Linked DNA regions of Homo sapiens: region 2 is linked to region 1. Evidence: read pairs that join two places in POLR2A ChIA-PET (ENCODE). Cell type or tissue: Caco-2. All regions are shown on one strand. Each heading gives the region's core, and the rest is flanking DNA. Links, peaks and the distances in the headings are about the cores only.

The links. Peaks named below come from ENCODE experiments on the same cell type or tissue, not always from the same donor. Only the 100,000 strongest peaks of a DNase experiment are listed, where the experiment ranks them.
Region 2: POLR2A ChIA-PET joins it to region 1 with 6 read pairs; 1 of 35 experiments calls an interaction of 5 or more read pairs at or near these places.

Annotation. Positions count from the first base shown.
Region 1 is chr10:97,788,774-97,794,957 of GRCh38, reverse strand. No RefSeq gene overlaps it. Among named protein-coding and RNA genes, the nearest start is that of SFRP5, 20 kb to the right of the region's middle. In Caco-2, for the core only: a CTCF peak has its summit at 2,807 (motif pointing left); DNase peaks (open chromatin) are centred at 2,797 and 3,946.
Region 2 is chr10:97,582,439-97,587,402 of GRCh38, reverse strand. It overlaps ANKRD2 (ankyrin repeat domain 2), which reads right to left. Exons shown (of 9, transcript NM_001346793.2): 8 at 4,701-4,799; 9 at 3,519-3,827. The coding sequence ends at 3,678. HOGA1 (4-hydroxy-2-oxoglutarate aldolase 1) reads right to left here and starts at 3,014. Exons shown (of 7, transcript NM_138413.4): 1 at 2,489-3,014. The coding sequence starts at 2,699. In Caco-2, for the core only: no CTCF peak of the experiment used is centred there; DNase peaks (open chromatin) are centred at 1,787, 2,862 and 3,182.

The DNA of each region.
Region 1 (6,184 bases), core at 1,177-5,176:
AGGCATGGTCTACAGACTACAGACTACACCTGTAGTCCCAGCTACTCAGGGAGGGTGAGGCAGGAGAATCGCTTGAACCTGGGAGGCGGAGGTTGCATTGAGCGGAGATCGCACCACTGCACTCCAGCCTAGGTGACGGAGGGAGACTCCATCTCAAAAAAAAAAAAAAGAATCATTCCAGCTGGCTTCAAGTGCAGTTTGTGTCCCCAAATCATACAGTACTACACATTCCTGCATTTAAAGGGTATTTTATTTATTTAGTTCATTTTTTATTATTTTTATTTTATTTTATTCAAAATAAAAAATTATAGTCTATTGAGTATGAAAAAAAACAGAATTTGAGTTTCTTCAATTCTGTCATTCTATGGCACCACTCTATGGAGGTTTGTTTTGTGTTTAAAATGGATAACCATGATGTTAAGTATGAATGCTTTTGTCTGGTAAATACAACATTTGTTTATACACAAAACATTTTACTGAATTTGAACAGTATGTTTAAAGTTGACATTTTCTTTGTGTTTATTTGTTTCAAAATGAAAGAACAAGTTGTTTAAAAATAATTATTACTGATTATTACATGGTTATTAGTGAAAATAATTTTTGTCATACTGATAATTCTAAAATAGCCTCCAGGATTCCTACCCTGACTATGCATGGCCTGTATGATCTCTTCTTCCTTAGTCTGGGTGGGACCAGCAAATATGGAATGTTATAATCAGTTGACTTTAAGTTAATAGAAAGTGAGATGATCCTGGGTAGGCCTGACCTAATCAGGTGAGCCTTTTTAAAGATGGTGACACCTCAGAGAGAGCTCTCCAGCTGGCTTTGAAGACACAGTCTTCAAGAAGAAGATGCAGGCCTTGGTGCAGTGGCTCACGCCTGTGATCCCAGCACTGTGGGAGGCCAAGGTGGGAGGATCACTTGAGCCCAGGAGTTCGAGAACAGCCTGGGCAACATAGCAAGACCTCATCTCTTAAAAAAAAAAAAAAGAAGAAGAAGAAGAAGAGGAAGAAGAAATAAAGAAAAAGAGAGAGGAAGGAAGGAAAGAAGGAAGGAAGGAAGGAAAGGAAGAGAGGAAGGAAGGATCTTAAAGAGGTTGGGCTGGGCGTGGTGGCTCACACCTATAATCCCAGCACTTTGGGAGGCCAAGGCAGGAGGATTGCTTGAGCTCAGGATTTCGAGACTTCATCTTTATATGAAATAAAAGAAAGGGAAGGAAGGATGGGAGGAAGAAAGGGAAGAAGGAAGAGAGGAAGAAAGGGGAAGAAGGAAGGGAGGGAGGGAGGAAGGGAGGCAAGAAGCAGTTCTACATCTGCAAGGAAATTAATTCTGCCAAAACCTAGGAAGTTTGGAAGAAGCTCCCAAGTCTCAGATGACCCTACCCTGGCTGACATGTTGGGTTTTGTTTCGTTTGAGATGGAATCTCACTCTGTTACCCAGGTTGGAGTGCAGTGGTGCGATTTCATCTCACTGCAACCTCTGCCTCCTGGGTTTAAGCAATTCTCCTGCCTGTCTCCCAAGTAGCTGGGACTAAAGGTGCATGCCACCACACCTGGCTAACTTTTGTATTTTTAGTACAGATGAGGTTTCACCATGTTGGCCAGGCTGGTCTCAAACTCCTGACCTCAAGTGATCCACCCACCTTGGCCTTCCAAACTGTTGGGATTACAGGCGTGAGCCACCGTGCCTGGACCTGGCTGACACTTTGACTGCAGCTTTGTGAGACCCTGAGCAAAGGACCCAGGTAACCCAGGCCTGGACTCCCAACCCACAGAGACTGTGCGCTAATAAATGTGCGTTGCTTTAAATGCTAAAGTAACACACATTTGTAATTTGTTTCAGCAGCAATAAAAAACAAATGTATGTGAGCGCAACACGTCAGCTGGCAAGAGGTAGCGCTGCAAGAGGATGAACACACCACAGTCCTCGCACTATGTAGGAATCTTTATTACTGCTTTGCAGATGACAAAACAGAGAATTTAAGCATCTTAGCCAAGGTCACACAGGTGATAAGTGACTGAGCCAGGCCACAAGCCAGGCCTGTGTGACTCCAGGTGCTCCAGTGAATTAGTTCCATGGATAATCCTGCAGGTGACTAGTGGACTAAACGTCCTCCCTGCTGTCATGGCCAGGTCCTTATGATGACCTGTGGTGATTTCTGGTGACAATAGGAGCCCATGGCTGAGAGGGGCATAGTGGAGGAGGCAGTTCCCACCCACAGACTCACGGACTTGCTCCACCTCAATTCCACCTGGCCATCTGGGTGAGCAGTGTAGACATGGGTCCCCAGCTGCTGCCTCTCCCAGCCTCCTGTTTATTTCCTTTACCGCATGTTTGCCATTACTCCATTCATACATCTTGTCTTTGCCCAGCTTCCCTTTAGAATGTCAGCCCTGTGAAAGGCCACATCTGCCGTGCACTCCCAGGGCTACCACAGTGCCTGGCATACAGTTGGCACTGTATGAAATTAGCTGGACAGACTATGGAGTGCAGCAATGACTTCTTTGCCTCCCTGGATTGCAAGGGAGGCGGGGGCCGAGATCTGAGATCTCAGGCCCAGGAAACCCCATCCCTTCCCTTCCTTGAACATGGCCCCATCTCCTGGGCTCTAGAGAGCTGAGACTGGTCTTTTCGGAGGAGCTCTAGGATGCAGCCCCCACCCTTGCCAGCTCTGCTCCAAATCACCAAGTCACCCACTGGGCTAAGGGGCTTCCAGGACAAGAGGACCCCCTGCCAGGCAGCCACCTCACCTGGAGCCTCCCTGGTTCCCAGACACAGCACCTGCTCCCTCTGCTGGCGGAAGCAGACAAGTGCATGCAGATCCCTCCTTGCCGGAGACATGGGAGACACTGGGAAGGCAGGAGGGGAGGGCTCCGGGGAGCTCCCAGCCTGGACCCCCTGAGCCTAGGAAGAGTCAGGGCGGGGAGGTTAGGGAAAGTCCGTAGCCTGGCCGAGTCTGGCCCTCAAGCGTGGGGGCCTGGCCTCAGCCCTACCTACAGGGCTGGCAAAGCAGCACCATCACTTGGATTCCCTGTCTTTGCTGAACACAACCCGGATGGGAGTCCTCAGACCAGGAAGGGGGGACATTGCTTCCACCATGAGAACACACTACTCCCAGGGAGGGCAGCCTTCTCTCGGCCCAGCCTCAGGGCTACCTGGCCCCATCCCATGATAATAACAGCCAGTGCTGCATACCTGCTGCGTACACACCTCATCTAATCCTTGTAGTTGTCCTGCCCCATGGACATGATTGCTCCTACCATACAGATGAGAAAACTGAGGCACGAAGCAAAGTCAGAACCCAAACCCAGGTCAGTGTGGCTCTGAAAGTCCCTACCTTTCTCATGCCCTGTGCCTCATACATTACTTTTAATCCTACAACCAAGGAGGTCTCCTTACCGTAGCCAGTCCTGTGTGGCTTCAAAGCCAAGGCTGGATTGGGTGTGGCTGAAACTGGGTTGTATCTGGGGTGGGGAATGGCCTGGTGTGGTGGGAAAGGCCAGGCTCTGGGACCAGACAGCACTGTGGACACCCCCTGGCTGGTGGCCTTGGGCAAGATGCTTCATCCCTTTGAATCACTATATTCTCACCCATAGAAGAAACTTCATTCCTAACTTAGAAAGCTTTTGTGGGAATTAGAGATAATGTGTGTCCAGTTCCCACCACAGAGCATCTGGGCATAGAATAGCTGTTAATGTTTGTGGTGGCTTTAAAAGAGGTCCACAAATTCTGATACTCCTCCCTTCCCTTGGGTGTGAGGTGGAGGTAGTGACTTGTCTCCAATGAACACAGTAAGCAGAATTCATGGCGGGCAATTTCAGAGACCAAGTAATGAGAGGCACTGTGCTTCCCCCCGCCTGGCTTCCTTAGGTCACTTGCCCTGGGGAAGCCAGCTCCCATGTCGTGAGGACACTCAAGCTCCCCATATGGCCTCCAGCCAACAGTCACACAAGTGGACTTGGGGTCAGATCCTCCAGCCCCTCCCAAGTCTCCTGGTGGCTGCAGCCCTGGCCAATTTTTTTTTTTTTTTTTTTTTTTTTTTTTTTTTTTTTTTTTTTGCAGAGGCAGGGGAGACAGTCTCACTCTGTCACCCAGGCTGAAGTGCAGTGGTGTAATCATGGCTCACTGCAGCCTCGAACTCCCGGGCTCAAGTGATCCTCTTGCCTCAGCCTCCTGAGTAGCTAGGATCCCACACATGCCATCATGCCCAGCTAATTTTTTTGTTAATTTTTTATAAGGACAGAGTTTCCCTGTTTACCCAGGCTGGTCTCAAACTCCTGGGTTCAGGAGACCCTCCCAGCTCAGCCTCCCAAAGTGCTGGGATGACAGGTGTAAGCCACTGTGTCTGGCCCCTAGACAATATCTTGATGGCAATCTCGTGAGAGAGACCCTGAGTCAGAACCACCCAGCTCAGATGCTCCTGAATTCCTGAGCCACTGAATTATTTATTATAATTATTTGTTGCATTGTGAGATAATAAATGTTGATCATTTTAAGTACACTTTATAATCAGCATCCTTGGGCCAGCAGTTGCTTTGAGGCTGAACTGCCCCATCTCCTCCACAGCTGTGGTCACACAGAATCTGCTCTAACAAGGGTCCAGGCCCTATGGACCTGGCCGGGAAAGAAGTAAGAACTCACATTTACTGAGCACTTGCCATCTGCCAGGAATCGAGCTAAGCACTTTACATTTATCTTTCTAGCAAAACTTCCCAAAAATGACAAGGTAAACACTATTATCATGCCCATTGTACAGATAGAGAAACTGAGGTGCCAGAGGTTGAGGGACTCACCCAAGATTACACAGGGGAGAAGCAGACCTGGGATTTGAATCAAATGCCACTACTCCAGCACCTGGGTGCTTAACCAGCGTACTGCATGGCCCTCCAAGGTGCACAGTGGCTCAAGGGCCCTGTTACCCCTCCTGTACCCCAGCAGCACCCCCACCACCACCACCCACTTGCTGTCCTGGGTGACTAAGACAGGTGCAGGGACAAATCCCGTCCAGCCCACTGTCCCTTAGCCAAGGTGGTGCCTCTGCCCACACACCCTCTGCCCCTCTCCCTGCCGACAGGTCAGTCCATGCCTCACCTACCCAGGGCCAGGCATTGAGCACCTTTAAAGTGTAGGGGCCCTTCGTGTCATCTAGTCCAATCCCCCAACCCCCCATTTTTTCAGATGTAGAAACAGCAGCCCAAAGAGGTGCAGTGACTTATCTAAGGACACAGAGGGGGCCGGACGCGGTGGCTCACACCTGTAATCCCAGCACTTTAGGAGGCCGAGGCGGGTGGATCATTTGAAATCAGGAGTTCAAGACCAGCCTAGCCAACATGGTGAAACCCCATCTCTACAAAAAATACAAAAATTAGTCTGGCGTGGTGGTGGGTGCCTGGAATCCCAGCTACTCAGGAAGTTGAGGCAGGACAATCACTTGAACCCAGGAGGCAGAGGTTGCAGTGAACTGAGATCATGCCACAGCACTCCAGCCTGGGCAACAGAGTGAGATTCCATCTAAAAAATAAAATAAATAAAGGCACAGAGGGAGCTGAGGGAGCCCTTTAGCCAGAACCCAGGTCTCCCGTCTCGTCTCAATCCAGCCTGCCCCCCCTGCCCTTCCCAGCGCAGTGACCGCCCCGGTAGCCACTGTGGGCTCCACCCTCCCTACCCAGACACTTGGGATTGGAACCTGGGCCAAACTTCCCAGCAATCTCCACTGGCCCAGCCCCTGAGGGAGCCTGGAGGAAGGGGCTTATCTCCAACTGTGTTGTGGTGTTGTCTCACCCCACCCCCACCCCACCCTGCCAGGCAGCCTTGATTAATGGGCTGGTGCTATCTTATCTCCCAGCTGCATTGGTTAGAAATTAACGGGGGTGGCAGGGCTTAGGAAGAACACATTCTGCCCCCTAGATCAACCCGAGAACTCTGCAGGAGGGTGGGAGCAGGAGGAGAGCTCCAAGCGGACTGTTCACTCGCTGCCGTCCTGCTCTCCCATCTGAACCGGCTGAGCCACTGCAAAATAGGTAAAGCACCCAGGACGGTGCCCGGGACTTAACAGGGGCTCAGTGCATGGTAGCGTTGTTTCTGTTGCTGTTGTTAGTTCCGGGAGTCCTAGGCCAGCACCTGCTGCCCCACAAGATTCCTGAACAGCCCGTGCAGCAATGAGGAAGTCACCACCCCACTCCAG
Region 2 (4,964 bases), core at 1-4,000, 210 kb after region 1:
GTTGGCCAGGCTGGTCTCCAACTCCTGGTCTCAAGAGATCCTCCTGCCTTGGCCTCCCAAAGTGCTGGGATTACAGGAGTAAGCCACTGTGCCTGGCCCTCATCTCCTCTTCAGAGGACCTTTAACTGGCTGCAGGAGGCCCTTACAATGTGATACGTTCCCTCCTCAGCCTGAGTGTTGGGCTGCAAAGTCTACCTCAGGGGCCAGGACAGGGCAAGAGAAACACAGATTTCAGAGCTAAAGTTGTTTGTGTCTTCCTTCCTGGGCATTTTGGCTGCACCCTGGAAGCAGGGAAGGGACCCTCTATCTCTGTGTTTTCTGTGACAGTGCCTTGGGAGGATTATATTGACCCTGTGGCTAGAAGCCTGAAGGCTCAGTTCCTATTCTAAAATGAGGACTGGATTTGAAAGGTTAAGTGGTTTCCCCAAGGTCTCTGTTAACTGGCAGAAGTGGCAGGATTCTTGCCCAGGTCCTCTAACTCAAGATGCTGGGCTCTTCCTACCACACCCCGCTGGCTCTCTGGTGTGTGGGTGAGTGATCAGATGGGAGCTGGAGCCTGCATAGGTTGCGAGGGAGACAGACAAGTGGGTATGTGCAGCCCACAGCCTGCTAAATCCACGGAAGCCTGTGCTCCTGGGCACCCCATGCCCTCTGCAAGAGTGGGTGGGTGGCCCAGAAGGGAGGGTCCAGAGAAGAGTCTGGGGGTCTCTGTGGATTCTCTGGGTGTCAGGCAAACACCAGATGCAAAGTCCACCCTCCCCACCCTGAACTAGAGCATCCTTGAACCTTGAAGCTGAAGTAAGGTCTTCACTTAGAGGCTCAAAATGCTTCTCACTTCAAGAGAACCAGGACCTCACCAAACCTCCAGGCCCCACGAGCCAAGCACCAGCAGAAACCTAACAGTTGTGCCCTGCTCAACGTGGCCCTCCACAGGGCATTCATTGTCCCCAAGGAAGGGGCACATTCCCTCAGTACTGAGCTATGAATGATCAACGTGTCCATCAGGCCAGGGGTCACAGTCACAAAGCAGCTTTGCTGCAATGCCAATCACACTGTCATTTTAATCATTATTACCATTGGAATCAGTACCTTCCAATGTATATTACTCCACAATTTATAGCACGATTTCACTTGCATTCTCTCAGATTTTTTTGTCCAACCATCCCATAATATGAGCATTATCACTCCCATGTGTCCGATAGGGACAGCAATCATCCCACACTAAGTCAGTGCCAGAGATGTGATTTGATTTTTTTTTTTTTTTTTGAGATGGAGTCTTGCTCTGTCGCCCGGGCTAGAGTGCAATGGTATGATCTCAGCTCACTGCAATCTCTGCCTCCCGGGTTCAAGCGATTCTCCTGCCTCAGTCTCCCGAGTAGCTGGGATTACAGGCACACACCACCACGCCCAGCTAATTTTTGCATTTTTAGTAGAGACGGGGTTTCACTATGTTGGCCAGGCTGGTCTTGAACTCCTGACCTCATGATCCCTCCGCCTCGGCCTCCCAAAGTGTTGGGATTACAGGCGCTCACTCCAGAGCTGTGATTTGAAACCAGAGTCCACAGTCTACACGATACTGCCTCAATAGCAGCCACAACAAAGCTAGTGCTGACCAGACACTCCGTTGAAATAGTGTGGCCTAGCAGCTCCAAAGGGTTTATAATGAGAGTCAGCGAGGGAGTAAAATGGAGCATGGGCCATGCAGTCAGACGAGGTGCAAACCTCAGCTCAGCTATGTGTTAGCCGAATGACCTTGGGCAGTGACCATGTCACTCTGAGGCCCAGATTCCCATCTGTGGGATGGTCCTACAGAGAGCACTGCCTCAGGGGATTGTGCAGTAAGGAATGGGGATGGGCGGAGCAGGGCAGGCAGAATTTGACATTTTCTTCTACCTTCATTTATTGTGCCTGGGACTCTGTTACATGTTGATTGTTGCAAATATCATCTGGTCCCTAACCTCAGAGTTGGGGAGACCCATGTGTAAAGAGAGATGGGGTCACAGGAGCCACAACAGGAGTCACAGGAGCCAAGGGGTCACAGGAGAACTAATTCTGGCAAGGAGGCTTTGTCCAGAAGAGAATGTACAAACAAACTTTGGAGGGAACTGGGACTGTGGCTGGGCTGCCACGTGACCCCAGCCACATGCCTTCACATCTGCACCAAGTGACAAGGTTGACAAGGACTTTCACGCCCATTATCCAGTCCAACCTCAGAATCACTCTGGGAGCTACAAAGGCACTTTAACAGTTTACAGCTGGGTAAACTGAAGCAGGTGAGGTTTAGCTTAAGGTTACAGGCCAGCGTGGAGCTTCCTGCCTGTCTCCTGACTCCAGACCAGTCTCCCCTGTTCCTCTCCCATAATAAAATGACCCACTGAGTACCAGACTATCCCTGGACAGCTTGACAGAGCCTGTGTACCCTCCCTTGGTCTCTGGCTAAAGGGCCACTCACATCTCCCCAGGTCCCACAGAGGACAGCCCCACTTACCTCGGAAGGGGAAGGTGCCCAGTTTGTGCAGATTCTCCTCCAGTTTCCCATAGTCCACCTCTGCAGTGGCAGTGAAGGGGGTGGTCACAGGGGGGTAGATACCCGCAATGTCCACCTTCTTCCCCTCCCCTGAGGCCCAGACCCCCACATTCCTGGACAAGCTCCTGCTTAGCCCCTGCCTCACAGAAGACCAGACTTGGGGACCCAGCATCTCTGCAGGAGGCCTGAAGCACAATTGGTCTATGTCCCAGAGTGAGACTTAGTTTGAACTCTTTCTAACCCCCTATTAATGATCAATGTTTCTAGTTAAAAATTTGCGGCCTCCCTGACTTGTGGCCACTGGGGCAGGCCTGAGCTGGGTGTTCCCAGGGTCAGGGGCAAGGCCTATAGGCCCCAGGGGGCCCTGTTCCTTCTGGGTAGCAGCTAGAGAGATGCCACAACCCAGTGTCCCTCTGGCCAGATATAGGACTGGTTTCTGGGATCCCAATACTAAAGAGTATCTCCTTCGGTATCTCCAGTGGGATCTGGGCCCTCCTCCCACAATTCCCAGCTCTGAAGCCAGAAGCCCAGCCAGGTTTCCACGGGCAGTTCTGAGGTTGGTGGAGCTGATTGGCTGAGCAGGTCCTGCCCTGTGGGAGGTGTGGCAAGGCTGGGCAAGAAGCTGCCTGTGACAGGCTGTCCATCCCCTGCCCCGCTCCCTTACCAGGCTCCTCCTGCCAAGGCAGCCACGTGACAAGCCTGTGCTAGCCACTCACAGCCCCACAGGACAGCAGGCACCAGGAAGGGGGCCAGGATGAGTGTATTACCAAGTCAATCCATGCAGGGGCCAAGCCTGGCCCTGGAGATGTGAGAAGGGGCAGGAAAAGTTGAGTGGCAGGGAGGAAAGGAAAAGAGACCACAGTAAAGAAGCTGCAGGGCTGGCTCAGAGGGCCAACCGGCTCCCAGTTTCCCTCCTCCCCAAACCAGCATTTGCCCCCAGTCTTCCTTCATTCCCAAAGATTTCAGACACAAGTGGAAATGAACATCGCAATTAGCAAAAACAGCTTTTTTATTGTGGTAGTTTGTGGTATGTGCTCCTGGATCATGCAGAAAAAAGGCTGGGCCCTCAGTTAGCTCCGGGAGCCATTCTTAGGACCCTCCGGCTGCACACAGAGAGGGGCTGGGTAGCTGGCTGGGCTGGGGCACGCATTCACTGGGCTGGCACAGGCTGAGGGGTCTCTCGCCCACTATCATTAGGCCCCTCCAGCCCGTTATGCTCAGCCCCCGGCTCAGGATGCTCCAGGGCGTGCCGGGTATCAGCCTGCCAGAGCTGCACCAGGTCCGTCGGGGTCTTTCCTGCCTGGAGGGGGCGGGACGGGGCGTGGGGGTTGGCAAGAGAAAATCTGTTAACTGTCCTGAAGGCTTTCACAGAAGGTACCCTCATTGACACCACCAGTGCTTCTCAAATGGGGGCAACTGGCATTGTGTGAAGATACTTTTGGTTGTCACACTAGGGGATGGGTACTACTGGCATCTAGTGGGCAGAGGCCAAGAATGTTGCTTAAATATCCTACAAGGCATAGGATGGTCCCCTACAACAAACAATCACCCAGCCCTAAATGTCAATAATGCTGAGGGTGAAAACCCCTCATTTATACCTTCTCCATATTTTCCTGCTTTTCTCATTATCCCTTTAGCCTTTCTTGAGCCCGAGGGACTCTCCCATGGCCTCCTTTTGTGAATGCTCTGGGCCCCAAAGAAGAACTTGGACTAAGTGTTCCCTAGTCCAAGGTGTTCCCTGGGCACCTTCCCCTTCCAAGGACTTCCTGCCTAGATCCTAAGAAAACTCAAAGACCACAGGAGCTGACATGGGGTGCTAGGAACTGTCATGCCAGCTGAGTGCTCGGTCCCTTCCAGCTCTGGCCTTTCATGATTCTGGCCTCCTTGGGCCAGTACTTGAGGACCCCCTCTGGCCTACTTGGGGGTCTTTGGGAAGTCCTCTTGCTGCCCCTCCTGCTGTCTCTCTGCACTTGCACTCTGGACATAGACACACATAGAGAATGGGGCGGACAGTTGGAATGGTGCTCTGGAAGAGGACAAGTTTATGTACTATGGTGCTGGCCAGAGCCAATGATACATGTCCCTAGGCGGGGGCTGCTCCAGGGACCAGGACAGCACCTCCACTGTATGAGTGCTCACGCCAGTGACTGAATCAAGGAGGGAATGAGCTTACCAGGTTCTTGGTCATCATGTCAGCCCCATGCAGGAGCAGCAGTTTGATGATTTTGTAGCGGTTGAGCCTCACAGCGTCATGCAGGGCAGTATCCCCTTCCTAGAGTCAGTGTGGCACTCACTATGGCCCTTGTGGGCAGTGGGAGGAGGCAAGGGTGATGGGAGGTGGGCTGGAGACCCTGCTCAGGAGCCAAGTCCTGAAGGCCCCAGGAGGAAGGACACCACCTGTAGGGGCCCGCAGGCTGCCCACACACCCATGGCGGGT